Regions from separate parts of the Homo sapiens genome. Here region 1 is linked to region 2. A link is a loop called in an ENCODE intact Hi-C map of the cell type or tissue named here. Cell type or tissue: Caco-2. All regions are shown on one strand. Each heading gives the region's core, and the rest is flanking DNA. Links, peaks and the distances in the headings are about the cores only. Region 1 overlaps LOC101928269 (a long non-coding RNA gene). Region 2 has its middle 23 kb from the start of LINC01436.

What was found. A loop is a pair of places that touch in the nucleus more often than their neighbours do. Peaks named below come from ENCODE experiments on the same cell type or tissue, not always from the same donor. Only the 100,000 strongest peaks of a DNase experiment are listed, where the experiment ranks them.
Region 1: a loop joins it to region 2, with 7 times the contacts of the local background. A loop is called at or near these places in 15 of 110 quality-filtered maps.

Annotation. Positions count from the first base shown.
Region 1 is chr21:35,950,651-35,958,985 of GRCh38, forward strand. It overlaps LOC101928269 (a long non-coding RNA gene), which reads right to left. Exons shown (of 6, transcript NR_110418.1): 6 at 4,010-4,175. Among named protein-coding and RNA genes, the nearest start is that of LINC01436, 51 kb to the right of the region's middle. RefSeq lists an enhancer at 2,020-3,219. In Caco-2, for the core only: no CTCF peak of the experiment used is centred there; DNase peaks (open chromatin) are centred at 1,781, 3,191 and 3,607.
Region 2 is chr21:36,023,969-36,032,303 of GRCh38, forward strand. No RefSeq gene overlaps it. Among named protein-coding and RNA genes, the nearest start is that of LINC01436, 23 kb to the left of the region's middle. In Caco-2, for the core only: a CTCF peak has its summit at 4,693 (motif pointing left); DNase peaks (open chromatin) are centred at 4,693 and 6,863.

The DNA of each region.
Region 1 (8,335 bases), core at 160-8,159, 73 kb before region 2:
AACAAATTAGCACAAACTGAGTGGTTAAAAACAACAGAATTGTATGGTTTCACAGTTTTGGAAGCCAGAAATCTGATATCAAGGTGTCATCAGGGTTGGCTACTTCTACAGGCTCTGAGGGACAGTGCATTCCATGCCTCTTTCTAGCTTCTGGGGGCTGTCAGGAATCCTTGACACTCCTTGGCTTGTAGCTTCAGAACTCCAATCTCTGCATCTGTCTTCACATGGCCTTCTTTTCTTCTCTTGTAAGGATATAGAATTTGTAAATTGACACTGGATTTAGGGCACACCTAATCAAGGATGATTTCATCTTGAAATCCTTAACATAATTACATCTGCAAAGACTCTTTTTCCAAATAGGGTCACATTTATAGGGTTCAGGTGGACACACCTTTTGAGTGGCTCACCATTCAATCCACTGCAGAAAGCATACATTATTCTGACTGAACCTTTGCCACTGATATCCCCAGTTCTGAATCCAAGCTGATCACACTTCTTTCTGATTGTGATTTCATTCCCCAGGTAATCAGACCTGCCTGGCATTTTTGAGAATCCAGGCTCTGTGCAGTTACATTTCTTGTAAAAAATCAATGGATTGGAGATCCGGTTTTACACTTGAGTCTCATGAGAGAGGTGTGTGTCTGTGCTAGAGAGAGAAACAAAACCATCTCTTAATGTGTTCAGCCAATCTTCTCTGAGCCTGCCAGCCTAGGGCCAAACCCAAGCCTGGCAAATTCTCCAAGGTAAGCCATCCTGGGAGGGCCCTGGAGACACTGCCTATCTGCAAAAGACCCTCTGCTATGCGTGGCCAAGTGAGGACCGAGAATCAGTGCGAACTAGAGCTTCTCAATGAGCCAGTAGTCACCCCCGATCCTTCCACCCTATGTCTGTGCTGACCAATGGGGTGCACAGTAGTGTGCACTAATGATGTGACCCCTTGGATTATCCTTTTGGAAGATGAAGAGTGGAGCCAGTCAAGAGGCAGAAGAAGAGATAAAGAAGAACCTTAAAGACCATCCTGACTCCCCATGAACTGTCTCAGATTGAGCGATGCCCACTGTTCAAACACAAGTGTGACCAACCCATGGCCAGGTAGCTGCTGCCTGAGAAGTAAGGGCCCTCTGCCCTGGAATTTCACCTGCAGCCTCTCCTCCCCAAATACACTCTGCCATGTGTCGTTGAACCTGAAATCATAGTTTCTAAGCCTCTCTCAGCTACTGTCAAAAAAGCCAATAGGAATAGATCTACATTAAGACTTTTTAACCCATTTTGTGTTGCTAGTTTTGTAATTGCTGTTGGTGTTTTTACATGATTTCCAAAAGATCTGGCTTCCTGGAGAAGCTGGCAGTTTTCCAGTGATCAAAACTATTCTGTGATAAGAAAAGGATTGGCCGGGCGCAGTGGTTCACACTTGTAATCCCAGCACTTTGGGAGGCCAAGATGGATGGATCACTTGAGGTCAAGAGCTCGAGACTAGCCTGGCCAACACTATGAAACCCCGTCTCTGCTAAAAACACAAAAACTGCCAGGTGAGGTGGCAGGTGCCTGTAATCCCAGCTACTCGGGAAGCTGAGGCCTTGAAACCAGGAGGTAGAAGTTGCAGTGAGCCGAGATTATGCCACTGCACTCCAGCCTGGGCAAAAGAACGAGACCCTGTCTCAAAAAAAAAAAAAATGATTAGGAATTAAGATTAAAGGTCACAATGACACTATGTGTGTGTCCTCAGGGAAGACATTTCAGCAGAGAGATAAAAGCTTCCGGGTGCTTTCATCTGTGAGTTTCCAACAAACCTGTGAGCCTCCGGCAGTTGTAGAAATTCTCAGACGAGATATGAACTCATTTCCAGACCCACGGACATTGAAATAGGGAAGAAGGACCTGATGTGAAAGGACAGAGGTAAGGGCCAGTTTGTAGCACTAGAGCCAATAACTGGGAACCTCATAACTCCAACTGAGTCATCCTGGCTCATGCTTCTGAAGTTAATTTAACTTAAAGAAATATGTTTTTCTTTATGGATGAAGTGCATGGGTCTGTGCTGGGTGTCCTGCCCAGCTTCCCTTCATTTTCTGTGCCAAAATCAGCCAAAATGCTGTGTCTGTCCATCACTTTTGGCCAATCAAGCAGAAATGCAGGGGCTAGAAGCTCTAGCACATTCCTGTCCCATTTCCTCTCTGTCCCCCATGATAACAACATCAGCAGGAGATTGTCCAAAACTGGCAGTGGTTTCTGGAGGGAAGGAAATGGCTTCCTAGTGGGAAGGATCAGGGCAAAGGCTATGCATGCTTTTGCTTTTCATGTCAGACCCAATGCCTCTGTGCCACTGCCCGATAGAAAAGAAAGATTGTGGAGGACGTAAGTGCTAGAATCATCACATGAACATCTTCAGGGACAATGTTCTAGAGGCTCACCTCTATGGTCCTTCAGATGGGAAATAGCAATATCATTTCAGGAAATATCAATGAATTTAATAACTAAACATTTCCTGTAAAGAGATAAAGGAAAGAATGACACATTCAGCTGGCAAAAACTTTGGTGTCTAATATATGCCAACTCTTCCTTCTCTAAAGGCTTCAAAAGTCAAGGCCCATGTGAATACAGAAACATCACTGATTGAGATGAGCATGGTTATTCAATATACTTCTGCCATAATGACACTTCCAAATGCTATCTAAGAGTTTTTCTGCAAGGAGTTTGGAATCGCTCATGTAAACCCATTGATATTTTTGTTACATTGCAAGGTTTTTCCCCTAAAGTAAGGATCAGACAACAGCCTTCAATGATAATTTTTTAAAAAGCTTCCTGCTTTTTTTTTAATGGAAGTTTTCTTTTTCAAAGGTGAAGGATGTTGTTTCTCATGATAGCTTTGTTGCCACCAACAGAAACTCAAAGTAGAGATCTAGAGGTGAATCAGGTAGGATTACCTACATTGCTGTTCTTGGAACGCAGCTCCACTTATGGGAGAATTGTCAACTATTTTAATATTCTATTTTCCAGGAAAACATAGTCCCATGTTCAACAGAAGCCCAGAAAATTCCAAAGCAGACAATCAACAAAGCAGACTCTGTCACCAGGCAAGATACAACTACATCTGGGTCAACAACATGAAGAAATACGTTATCACTGTGTAAATACGAACAGTTCCAGGAAACAGATCTTTGCATTCCTGCCTTTTGTTTCACTGAAACCAGGACATGGAGCTCATGCTTCCAGACAAATGTCAAGTCTACTTTGACCCTGGCTTTCCCCAAGTACATGAACCCTCCAGGGAGGCAGAGAGTTGCCTGGCTGAAACCAAAGAATCTTCTGGCCACCCCCAAACCTGCCCCTGGCAATGGCCTATACAAAGTAAGTCTGAGAAATGTAATACATCTTAGGAATGCACCTGGAATATAGCAATATTATATCCACCCAGGGAAAAGTCTTCCTGGGGATTAGAGTGGGCTCTGAAATTTGAGGCTTCTCAAGCTTTCATAATTGTTATCCCAATTAATGTAACTGCAGACACCATTCTTATATTCCCAGGTACAATAATGTCCCGTTCCTTTGAAGCTCATCAAGCCATTTGCTTCAACACTTGAGGAGGCAAGCCCCAAGGTTAACAGCCCTCCACGTGAGCCTCTCATCTGCCTGCTGTACAAATGTGTTTTCTTTGCATTTCAGTCATGCCCTGACCTTGGAGAGGACGATGTAAAGGGGAATGCCTAATTAACTTTCCATTTATAAACCAATTATTTTACTATTGGCACCTTCATTCTGCAATCACTGACATAAAATCTTTTACAAAACAAAATGTAATAAATGAGAAATCGATTGGATTTTTTTTAAGTTTGCTTTGAAGTCAGCCATTAATAAGAAATGTCCTTTAATAAGAGAGATCTGTCTATAGAAGTTCCTCGACGTCAGAGCCCAGCTGTGCGGCTGCTGGAGGAGACGAAGCCGCATTCAATCAAGGCTTTGGAACTCTTCCTTGTTCATCTTTAACTGCAAGGACAGAGGCGTACTATTTTTCTTTTTTTTTTTTTTTTTTTTTGGTAGAGAGGGGGGTCTCCGTAGGTTGCTCAGGCTGGTCTCAATCTCCTGGACTCAAGCAATTCTCCTGTCTTGGCCTCCCAAAGTGCTGAGATTACAGGTGTGAGCCACCACACCCAGCCAGTACCAGAAGGACTGCTTTTCTCCTTAAAAAAGAGGGAAAGAATGTTTTCACATAGATCTTCATGTGCTAAAATCACACCAAAAACTCATGCAAGGTCAATGAAGAACAAAGTTCTCTGCTCCCACCACAGAATCTTTGCATTGACTGTCACTGTCCCGGACACTCTTTCCCAGAGGTCAGCATGGTTCTCTCCTTTATCTTCTTCAGTTCATCATCAAGTGTCACCTTTTGGTGAGACCTTCCCTCACCACCCTACTGACAACTATAAACCAGCAGCCCCGACATCTGCATCCCTTCTCCACCCTGCTTTCCTCCATAGCACTCCCATGCTTGACATTCTTTACATTGGGTCTACTCCTCCCTTTTGATTATTCCACGCCTCCCCACCATGAGAATGTAAGCTCCATGAGGACAGGAAGATCCCAGCAACACCTAGAACAGAAGCCAACATAGAGCCAGCACTCAATAAATATAATGAGACGTATACATCAAGTATTTACAATGGAAAGTCAAAATACCGCTGCCCATCATGAGCAAGTCATTCCCCTTCTCTCCACAAAGATAGACAGTGTGGTGAAGCCACTGCCCAGGTGAGTCGAGAACAAAGAAGAGAGAGAAAAACTGCTCCTGTTCTCCAACATCAGATACAAAGCACCGTGCCTTCCATGTCACCTGGGAGCCCAGACTCAGGCAGCTACCATGATCCCTGCCCACACCTCCACCTGAAACTCCAGAGGGAAGAGGGGTAATGTTCCCTCTGGCTTCTAGCTTGCTCGTGGCTTGCTGGTGAGTTGTATCCAGGGCCAGCTCCATGGGAACTGCTGTAGTCACACCCAGGGTCCCATACTCAGAAGAGTCCCAAGCTTGGTTTCATGCTCTGCTGTGGCCGTCTGGAAATTCTTTCCAATTTTACCTTTGAACTTGGGACAGTGGAGCATGCATATGAGCAGAAGAGATTCATAAAACCAAAAGAAAAACTTTATATTTTAGTACCTTTAGCAGCATTTTTTTCTCTGCTTTTTCAACAAGCAGATCCACATTTTCTTTTTGTACTGAGCCCTAAAAATTACGTAGTTGGTCCTGGATGCATTCATGTTCTTTGTGGAGGGAAAACTTTCTAAGGTGGAGAAAATCCACTCTGTCTAATGGTTCTGTTCTCCCAACTTGATAGAGGTGTGGCCATCTCTTTCTGGCTAACAACAGCAACAACAAAGCTTAGATTCTAATAAATCCCAAATCAAGGAGAATAATTGAGCTGATTAGTTGCTTTGAAGGAAAGAAATAATACAGAAAATTCTTTTATAAAAATAATTACTGGAAATTTTAATAAGCTAATTTAATAAATTTTCCCAGCTAATAAGAGTAGCTGGGAAACTACTTTTGTTGTTGGGAAGCTATTTTTGTTGTTTGGAAACTTCAGAAAGTTATTTACTGAAGTCATATGACAATTTCTACTACATGTGCACCATGTACCAAAAGGGAATTGTTTAATCCACCTCTTCCCAAGGGCAGAGTCAGGATTCGTGGACATAAAACCCAAGGCTTTACAAATACTGAAGAGAACTTGGCTATTCAACAATTATGTGTATTAACAAAAGGCAAAATGCATCATTAATTCTATAACTTTCTAATTTTGAGAAAACTCCATAGACTCACAGGTTAAATTAAAATAGAAAAAATTTAAATGAATTGCTAAAATGTAAAAGTTAGATGGATCATTCGTATGTTGAATGATAATGATATCCAAATTTGATAAATTTCAAAAGATCAAAAAGTTTAACTTCATATAACTTGTGATGGTTAATACTGAGTGTCAACTTGATTGGATTGAAGGATACAAAGTATTGATCCTGGGTGTGTCTGTGAGGGTGTTGCCGAAAGAGATTAACATTTGAGTCAGTAGGGTGGGGAAGGCAGATTCACCCTTAACCTGGAGGACACAATCTAATCAGCTGCCAACAAACAAAAAGCAGGCAGAAAAACGTGAAAAGGAAAGACTGGCCTAGCCTCCCAGCCTACGTCTTTCTCCCGTGCTGGATGCTCCCTGCCCTCAGACATCAGACTCCAAGTTCTTCAGTTTTAGGACTCAGACCATATATATATATATATATATATATATATATATATATATATATATATATATACACACACACACACACACACACATATACATATATATACACATATACATATATTTATATATATACACACATATACATATATATACGTATCTTCTATTAGTTCTGCCCCTCTAGAGAACCCTAATACACCAACAGAGTCATATTTTCCCAATTTGTCAATCCTTCCCTATTTCTCTGTCTCTACTATTCTATAAAAGATAATACAAGACCTAGGAAATAAAATCAAACACCTACAGAAGTCAGACATGTAACATAAACATGTGAACCAGGCTGAATACAAGACAGAAGGGGTAAGACAGTGGGACTGCATGTGTACCTTCTAAATTTTTTTTTTTTTTTTTTTTGAGGCAGAATCTTCCTTTGTCACCCAAGCTGGAGCACAGTGACGCAATCTCAGTTCACTGCAACCTCCACCTCCTAGGTTCAAGCAATTCTCCTGCCTCAGGCTCCCAAGTAGCTGGGATTACAGGCATGCACCACCACACCCAGCTAATTTTTGTATTTTTAGTAGAGACGTGGTTTCACCATTTTGGCCAGGCTGGTCTCAAACTCCTGACCTCAAGTGATCCACTCGCCTCAGCTTCCCAAAGTGCTGGAATTACAGGTGTCAGCCACCATGCCTGCCCACTTTTTTTAATCAAGGAATCTTCTGAATTTTTAATCAAGTCAGGATCTTCTGAAAAGCATAAACCAGGGCAGGATTCAATGTACAAGTAATTTATTAAGAGAAGCGCCTATGAGTCTCTTATTCAGGCTGCTATAACAAAATATCATAGACTAGGTGGCTTATTAACAGCTGAACATGATTTCTCACAGTGCCAGAGGCTGAAAGTTGGACATCAGGATGCCAGCAGCAGTGTTAGGTTCTGGGGAGGGCTCTCTTCTGGGTTGCAGGCAGCTGACTTCTTGTTACATCTTCATATGGCAAGACAGGACAAAAGAACTCTCTGAGTGTCTTTAAAGGGAACTAATACCATTCATGAGGCTCCACCCTCATGACCTAATCACCTCCCAAAGGCCATCACATTGAGATTAGAGTTTCAACATATGAATCTGGGGGGCAAAGACATTCAGTCCATAACAGAGACAACATGAGGAGCAGGCTACTAGAGATGTTAGACCATCGTGTAGGTCTGACCTGCATGAAGGAGAGAGGGAAGGAAGCAAGGTGAATTAGATGCTTCCTCAACTACAGTGCATTTCTCCAGGAAGTTCTACAAGGCCAGTTGGGAGGCATCAAGCCACAGTCAGAGGCATCACCTCTCCCAGAAACAGGCCTGTCTGGGTATCCCACCTTGCTCAGTCATGAAAAGCAAGGTCTCGGGCCGATCAGTGATGGATTTCAAAGCACAGCAGCTGGGGCTGTTGGTCAACGATGCCAACTGCAGTCATAGATCTGAGGCCATTCTCATATCCTCCATAGTGCCCAATAGAATACACCTGAAGGCTAGCAATCTGAGCCTGCCTAGGCCCTTGTTAAACTCTCATGCTTCATTCTCTCACCAACTGTCATCTCTCCATGCCTATACCTCACTACCGACCAAATGAAAGTGTAGCTATCCATTCCATTCAGAAACATGGAAAGAATTCATTCCTTGAAAAACAGACCTTGCAGGACCTGTGCTAGGAGCAGACACAACTTCTAAACAAGCTGTCCTTACAGATCTGTTGGAAATCAGTCACTGGAGCTGCCTTCAGGCCAGAAAGTTTGCATCAGGTGTTCAGGTTGTTCTGTTTCCCCACAGAGGTCACAATGCCCTTGACTGAATGTGGCTCCATGGTTGGATAACTTATGCAGGAATAAACCACGATTAAAAAAATAATAACAAATGTTTATGCCAGCTTTTGAATCATAAAGCAATTTCCCATCCTTTCCTTTTCATACAGAAAAGTGTTCCCCTTAGGAAACTTCCAATGATGCCACTGATTCTTCCATGGATGCAAAAAATTGTGTTAGTGTTGTATTTTCAAGGTTGAGAAGGAAAAAACAAAAACAGCACTAGCAAACCGAGAACCTGTGAAAATATCGGTGGTAGTGTTG
Region 2 (8,335 bases), core at 169-8,168:
AGTAGCTGGGATTACAGGCACCCACCACCACACTCGACTAATTTTTGTATTTTTAGTAAAGACGGGGTTTCACCATGTTGACCAGGCTGATCTCAAACTCCTGATCTCAAATGATCTGCCCGCCTTGGCCTCCCGAAGTGCTGGGATTACAGGTATGAGCCACCGTGCCTGGCCAAGTTTCCTCCTTTTCTGAGGTTCCTGTCCCAGAATCTATGATGGCCAAGACAAAGCAAAGGTGAAGACTGCTCCCCCTCCACCACTGCCTTTCCCAACATCCTTCTCTGCTTGTTCTTTAAGATTCCAGTGAAACTCAACCTTGACCTCAGTGCTGTGGGGAATCAGAGAGCAGCCAGGGGAAACGACTGGAAAGAGGCTGGGTGGTAACTGGGCACAGTGGCTCATGCCTGTAATCCCAGCATTTTGAGAGACAAAGGTGGGAGGATCACTTGAGGCCTAGAGTTTGAGACCAGTCTGGGCAACATGGTGAGACCCCCGTCTCTACAAAATATTTTTAGAATTAGCCAGGTGTGGTGGTGCGTGCCTGTAGTTCCAACTGCTCAGGAGACGGAGGCAGGATGGTTGCTTGAGCTCACGAATTTGAGGCTGCAGTGAGCCATGATTGGCCGTTGCACTCCAGCCTGGGCAAAAGAGCAGGACCCTGTCTCTCAAGGCTGAGAGGGTACCAAGTGCCCACATGGTATCCAGCAGACCAGGACCCAGAGCTGGTCTGTCTATACCAGCCACGAACCTTGGACAAGGAAGGGACTTTGCTAGCTAATAAAAATAAGCTGGACTGACTGACTGAGCTGGACTTTCCCCATCTGTTGGGGGAGACTATTGTAGCCACTGAGGATGAAACTGATTCAGGGCTGGCAGCCTGTCGTACTGTGCTGGCACCTGGAAATGCTAAGTCAATGCCACGGTCCAGTCTGAACATCCTGGGACCCCTCCACTCAGGGTGCACCAGTCCTAATGCACCTGTGGAGCTCGGCGATTTTGTAACCACACTGCTGCACTGGGATCTATTTTTCCCGGTGAATGAAAAACTCACAAATGTGAGTGATTTAGGCTGGAGGTCCGCAGCCCCACGGCGCAGAGGCTCCCCAGCATGTGGTGTGAGTAAGGGGCTGGTGGCTTTCTGTCCAGCTGCCTCCCACTTCAAGAAGTCTTTGGCAACTGCCATGCCCCAAAGTAAAAGGGGCAAAACCATGGTCATTGTGCTGATAATCGGGCCTCGTGGGTCCTCTGAGCAGAACCCCAGCCCCGCCTCACTTTCTGTAAATGAGCCATCTCCACTGGCACCTCGTGTCAAGGAAGGGTGAACCAGGACAGGGCTAAAGGGATTGCCAATGGACAGCCCAGAAGACAGGTCATAAACCGCCCAACTGGCTCGATGTCTGGAGTCGGTCACACCTCGAAGACACTGTTTTCCTAACTTTCACGTACACGGGAATCTTGTTCCAATGCAGATTCTGATTCAGTGGGTCCAGGGCAGGGCCTGAGATCCTGAATTTCTTTTCATTTGTGTGTGTGTGTGTCTGTGTGTGTTTGTTTGTTTGAGATGGAGTCTCGCTCTGTCACACAGGCTAGAGTGCAGTGGCACGATCTCGGCTCACTGCAACCTCCACCTCCCGGGTTCAAGCGATTCTCCTGACCTCAAGTGATCTGGCTTAGCCTCCCCAGGTAGCTGGGATTATAGGTGCCATTACCACACCCAGCTAATTTTTGTGTTTTCAGTAGAGACAGGGTTTCCCCATGTTGGCCAGGCTGATCTTGAACTCCTGACCTCAGGTGATCCTCTGCCTCTCAGAGTGCTGGGATTACAGGTGTGAGCCACCACGCCCGGCCAAGATCCTGAATTTCTAATAGGCTCCCAGGTGCTGCTGATGTGCTCTGCAGATCACCCTGTGAGGAGCAGGGTTCTAAGGCAAACAGCCCCAATCAACAAAGCTGAAAGCACTTATTTAGCTTCCTGGGGGACATTTTTTGGTGGTAGTGGCCTCCTTTATAGACTTTTGCCCTGGTGACCTATAAAAGAAAGAAGATAGATCCTAGCAGTTGCCCCCTGCCAGTACTTTTCTCCTGCTGGTATCAGAGACACTGCCTTCTAATACAGAGACACAGTATTTCTCCTCTCGCACGACTGCTGCCATGGTTGTGAGTCAAGACTCCCTGCCTAGACTACATGGTGGCCACCTACTCTTAACATTGAACCACAACCATCAAAAATCACTTGTGGCCAGGTGTGGGTGGCTCACACCTGTAATCCCAGCACTTTGGGAGGCCGAGGCGGTTGGATCACCTAAGGTCAGAAGTTCAAGACCAGCCTGGCTAACATGGCACAACCCAGCTCTACTAAAAAAAATACAAAAAAATTAGCTGGGAGTGGTGGCGTAGTGCACGCCTGTAACCCCAGCTACTTAGGAGGCTGAGGCAGGAGAATCACTTGAACCCAGGAAGTGGAGGTTGTAGTGAGCTGAGATTATGCCACTGCTGCACTCCAGCCTGGGTGACAGAGCACGAAACTGTCTCAAAACAAAACAAAAAAAACTTGTTATTCCAACCTGAATACTTTTTTTTTTTTTTTGAGACGGAGTTTCACTCTTTTTGCCCAGGCTGGAGTGCAATGGCGCGATCTCAGCTCACCGTAACCTCCGCCTCCCAGGTTCAAGCAATTCTCCTGTCTCGGCCTCCCGAGTAGCTGGGATTATAGGCGTGAGCCACCGTGCCCTGCTAATTTTGTATTTTTAGTAGAGACGGGGTTTCTCCACATTGGTCAGGCTGGTCTCGAACTCCTGACCTCAGGTGATCTGCCTGCCTCAGCCTCCCAAAGTGCTGGGATTACAGGCATGAGCCACCTCGCCTGGCTTACTCTTTTTTTTTTTTTTTTTTTTTTTGAGGCAAAGTCTTGCTCTGGCGCCCAGACTGCAGTACAGCGGCATGATCTAGGCTCACTACAACCTGGGCCTTCCAGATTCAAGTGATTCTCATGCCTTGGCCTCCTGAGTAGCTAGCATTACAGGCATGTGCCACCAAGCCTGGCTAATTTTTGTATTTTTTCAGTAGAGATGGGGTTTTGCTGTGTTGGCCAGGCTGATCTGGAACTCCTGGCCTCAAGTGATACGCCCACCTCAGCCTCCCAAAGTGCTGGAATTACAGGCATGAGTCACCATGCTTGGCCCCAACCTGAGTTCTCTTAAATAATATCTGCATTCCATATACATAATCACCATCACCAGTGAGGCAACTCCAATCAGATAAACAGTAATGTATACCTTTCTCTACTCCTCCAATTAAAAAAAAAAAAACCTTCAATATAGTGATATTGAATATTGGCCTCATCGAGGTCTTGGTAGCACTCTGTAGATCAACATGCCAAAGAGAAAACAAACTTCCACTCAACACAAAGCCAGAATGTGTATCAATAGCACGGGGCTGGGGAGGAGAAGGGTATCAGGAGGGAGAAAAGCATTATAGCAGCTTCCCGGTTCACAAGTTGAATTTGTCTACACATAAGACCAGATGACAGAGCTTCTGATAAAGTCCAGCTGACCAAAGAAATCATTTCAAGTGAGGCCATCAGCGTCAAGTCATCATGTGATGTTGTACTGAGTCAGTCCACATCACCAGCCATTTGGGGATCTACAGTGTCTCAGTATCCTGTGGACAGAGAAGCTCAAGCGCACCCTGATGGTTTTTTTCACTCTACCTTGAGGCCCCAACCTCTGATCAGTCATGCACCTCTAACAAAGATGGGCCAGGCCTCCCCTCGGTCAGCAGAAATGGATTCTTTCCACCTCACCACAAAATACTTCACGTTATTCTAGAAACACCTGGCAGATGAGAAGCTAGGAGTCACAGGATCCGTCCCTCTGTTTGTGTGGGTGGTCAGTTTCAACTCCTTAAAAGCCATCCTTCTGGCCAGGCACAGTGGTTCACACCTGTAATCCCAGCAACTTCCTAGCACTTTGGGAGTCCGAGGCAGGTGGATCACCTGAGGCCTGGAGTTCGAGACCAGCCCCATCTCTACTAAAAATAAAAAAATCAGCCAGGCATGGTGGTGCATGCCTGTAAGTCCAGCTCTTGGCGCATGCCTGTAATTCCAGCTACTCGGAGGCTGAGGCAGGAGAATTGCTTGAACCTGGGGTGCAGAGGTTGCAGTGAGCAGAGATCGCCCCATTGCACTCCAGCCTGAGCAACAAGAGTGAAACTCTGTCTCAAAAAAAAAAAATCCTTCTTTTGGCCTGCCTGAAACAGCCTGAGTCTACCTGCTATCAATTAGGATAGAAATTGAAACCTGCTACCCGGTGTGAAAAGTTCTCTCCTTCTCAAAAGTAAGGGCTAAATATATGCCTTTATTTGTGGCTCCTCTGTGGGCAGAGCCAGGATGGTTCCTGCACGGTCTCACCCCCTCCTCCTCTCGCCATTACATCTGAGCCACCACTGCCCTCTCCAGCCCCTGCCCCACCTGGCCAGGTCCCTTCCCGAGCAGCTATCACCTTGAAGTGGTGTTTATCCGCCCAAAGGAGAATGTGAACGTTGGCATTTTCTTCCAGGGGAAACACGGAGAGTTGCTTCTGCCTTGTTTGGATGCTACTAATATTTGGGAAAACCACTCTCTGCTGCCTGACTTGACCGAGCCGCAGTACCCAGGTCAGCTCGGCGGTCCTCTTGCGCCATCTAGTGTACGAAAGGTGGAAGTGGCTCAAGCACGTTGCAAAGTCCCACAGGGATTCCAAGATCCACCTGGTACTTACCAAGCATCAGCCCAAACACTCTGGACACGGAGAGGTGTGGCGCCTTTTAAAGGAGACACGTGGAATTAAATTTGCTAATCACTTCTCGTGGACTGGGCGGGCACTCCAACTGTATTTACTGAGCCAAATGATAAAGAGTTGATCTCTGGATTCATCTGTACTCAACATGAAGTGGTACTATTTAAAAGATCATTTAGGCAGCATGAACTTGTGTAGTATAAGAATTGACACTTGGCCAGGCGTGGTGGCTCCCGCCTATAATTCCAGCACTTTGGGAGGCCAAGGCGGGTGGATTGCCTGAGTTCAGGAGTTCGAAACCAGCCTGGGCAACACGGTGAAACCCCCATCTCTACTAAATACAAAAAATTAGCTGGGTGTGGCAGCATGCACCTGTAATCGCAGCTACTCAGGAGGCTGAGGCAGGAGAATTGCTTGAACCCGGGAGGTGGAGGTTGCAATGAGCCGAGATCACGCCATTGCACTCCAGCCTGGGCAACAGAGCAAGACTCTATCTCCAAAAAAATTAAAAAAAAAAAAAAGAAAAGAATTGACACTCTTCAGCTTGCCTCCCACACCTCTGAAAACCAGAAAGTTCCAGCTGGGAAAAGGTAAGGCAGCTTGCTCCCATATCCCAGAGGTTCAGAAAGGGAACTTTGGTGAACATCAGTCATGTGGGAGCTTTAAATCTCCACTGCCCCGGCACACCTCAGGCCAACTAGTTCAGACCCCTGCAGTGGGAACCCGGCCTCAGAATTTTTTAAAGCTCCGCATGTGATTCCAGTGAACAGCAAAGCCGCCAACCACTGCTACAGCCTTTACCATCAGAGGCTTGGAAGGCAAAGACGTCCAGTGACACAGGTCTCAGACATGGCACGAGAAGCACAGGTCTACGCTGCCTGTCCCAAACACAGTCGCCTTAGACCCAACCTGCTTCCTCTGTGACATCCCAAACTCTCTCTTATCTGTCAACAGTTTAGTCTCCCTTTGTGATTATCACAGTAAAAACTGGAATTGTTGACTGTCCCAAGCATTACTGAGTGGGGTCTTTGCCGTTCTGGTCTTGGCCCTATCTTCTGAATCTGGGCATTAGGAAGAGATTTCAGGGTTCTGAGCAGTTTCTATGGCACCGAGACAATGCTTTCAACTGCAACAGGAGAGCCTCTCCCCTGAGACGAATTCCACGGAAACGAGAAAAGGCCTGCTTTGGGCTCACTCACCCCTTCTCAGCCCTCTAATAACAGCTATGCCCTGTATGAGATATGAGCTGTCAGTGTGATGAGAAGCGGGCTGTAAAACTGAAATGGGACCATTTGAGGCGAGGCTGCAGCGAGAGAGACTGGCTCACTCTGCCCTGCAGCAGGGCCAGGGAGTGGAGTTGCCTGGTTCCTCCAGAACAGCCTGCAAGGTGAAGTAGTCACTCGGCCTTTCACAAAGCAAAACCAGACAACATAAACTGCTTGAAGGTGGCGGGTCCCCTCCCTTACCCTAGACTGCCTAACTTAGGAGGCAGAAACAGGTATCACTCACACATCAGAGGCAGGAACTCAGACACCAGACACTGCTGGCTTCTAATCCCTGCCACGTGATGTGGGAGAAGTCAGTTGACCCGTCTATGCCTCAGTGTCTTCAACTCTAACAAAAGATGGAATACCTGCCTCATAGAGCTATTGTGACAATTAGATGAGAAAGAGGGATATCCCACCGGGTACCAGGAGGACACAGTGGCTCTAAGTCCCACTCCACCTTTTTTTTTTTTTTTTTTTTTTACAGTCAGGGTCTCACTTGTCGCAGGTGGGCGACAACCATTTGAGCCAGTGGCATGCAGGGGTAAAAGAATTTACCAAGACAGCTGTAGGTAAAGAAAGGCAGATTTACGCGAGGAAGAATGAAAACACGTTGTTAGGAGGCAACGGGCAGATCAGCGGAGGAGGAGCTGACTGCCAGAGACAAAGGCTCCTGGAGATTTTATAGGATGGTTTCGGCTACATAGGGCTGCGCACAATACTGATAACGCCAGGGCTGCAAGGAGCTAACGTGCATTTTTCTATCAGCCAAGGTGTCTGATGATAAACGGAAGTGTTTGATGTTAAGTTGGGTGCAGGAGGATTGTGGGTAATGTACGTTATCTGCACTGGAGGGCTATGTGTCCTGGACCATGAAGAAAGGTAGGCCGGTAACTTATCTGCTTTATCTTTAACTCCCTCAGTCCCGCCAGCCTGACTCCTTTGCCCTAAATAGGACTCCACAGATTTGTCATCCAGGCTGGAGTGCAGCTGTGTGATCACAGCTCACTGCAGCTTCGAACTCCTGGACTCATGCCATCCTCCTGCCTCAGCCTCCAGAGTAGCTAGGACTACAGGCATGCAGCACCACACCCAGCTATTTTTTTATTATTTTTTGTAGAGACGCGGGGCAGGGGGTCTCACTATGTTGCCCAGGCTGGTCTCAAACTTCTGGCCTCAAGTGATCCTCCCACCTCGGATAGTAACAGCACCTGCTACTATCTACCTTGTGGAGTGGTAGCCTTACATTTTTATTAAATACATTCTATTTTGGGGAGTTTTTTGTTTTTTTGAGATGGAGTCTCACTCTGTTGCCTGCGCTGAAGCGCAGTGGCATGATACCAGCTCACTGCAACCTCCACCTCCTGGGTTCAAGTGATTCTCCTGCCTAAGTCTCCGGAGTAGCTGAGATTACAGGTGCCCGCCACCACACCCAGCTTATTTTTTGTATTTTTAGTAGAGACAGGGTTTCACCATGTTGGCCAGGATGGTCTCGATCTCCTGACCTCGTGATCTACCCGCCTCGGCCTCCCAAAGTGCTGGGATTACAGGCGTGAGCCACCGTGCCTGGCCCAGGTGTTTTTTTTTTTTTTTAATTTTCTTATAGCCTAATGTTAAAACTACATAGAATAAAAGGATATTAAAACAAGAAAATAGTGAAAGGTTACAACAGGAAGATGAGAAACACCCTCTGAAAGGTGAGAGGGATGAGCACGGGAGAGAAATGTCTGCTGGTGGGGGCAGGTGCTGGCGTGCTGTCAGTGGAACTCTAGCATGTCTGGGGGACACTGGCATGTGTTGTGTGGGGGACACTGGCGTGTTGTGCAGGGGACACTGGCATGTCGTGTGGGGGACACTGGCGTGTTCTGTGGGGGCAATGGTGTGTTGTGTGGGGACACTGGCGTGTCGTGTGGGGGACACTGGTGTGTACACGGGACACTGGCGTGTCGTGCGGGGGGACACTGGCATTTTCTGTGGGGGCAATGGCATGTTGTGTGGGGGACACTGGCGTGTTGTGTGGGGGCAATGGCGTGTCGTGTGGGGACACTGGCGTGTCGTGCGGGGGACACTGGTGTGTACACGGGACACTGGCGTGTCGTGCGGGGGGACACTGGCATGTTCTGTGGGGGCAATGGCATGTTGTGTGGGGGACACTGGCGTGTTGTGTGGGGGACACTGGCATGTCGTGTGGGGGACACTGGCGTGTTCTGTGGGGGCAATGGCGTGTTGTGTGGGGACACTGACGTGTTGTGTGGGGGACACTGGCGTGTGCACGGGACACTGGCATGTCATGTG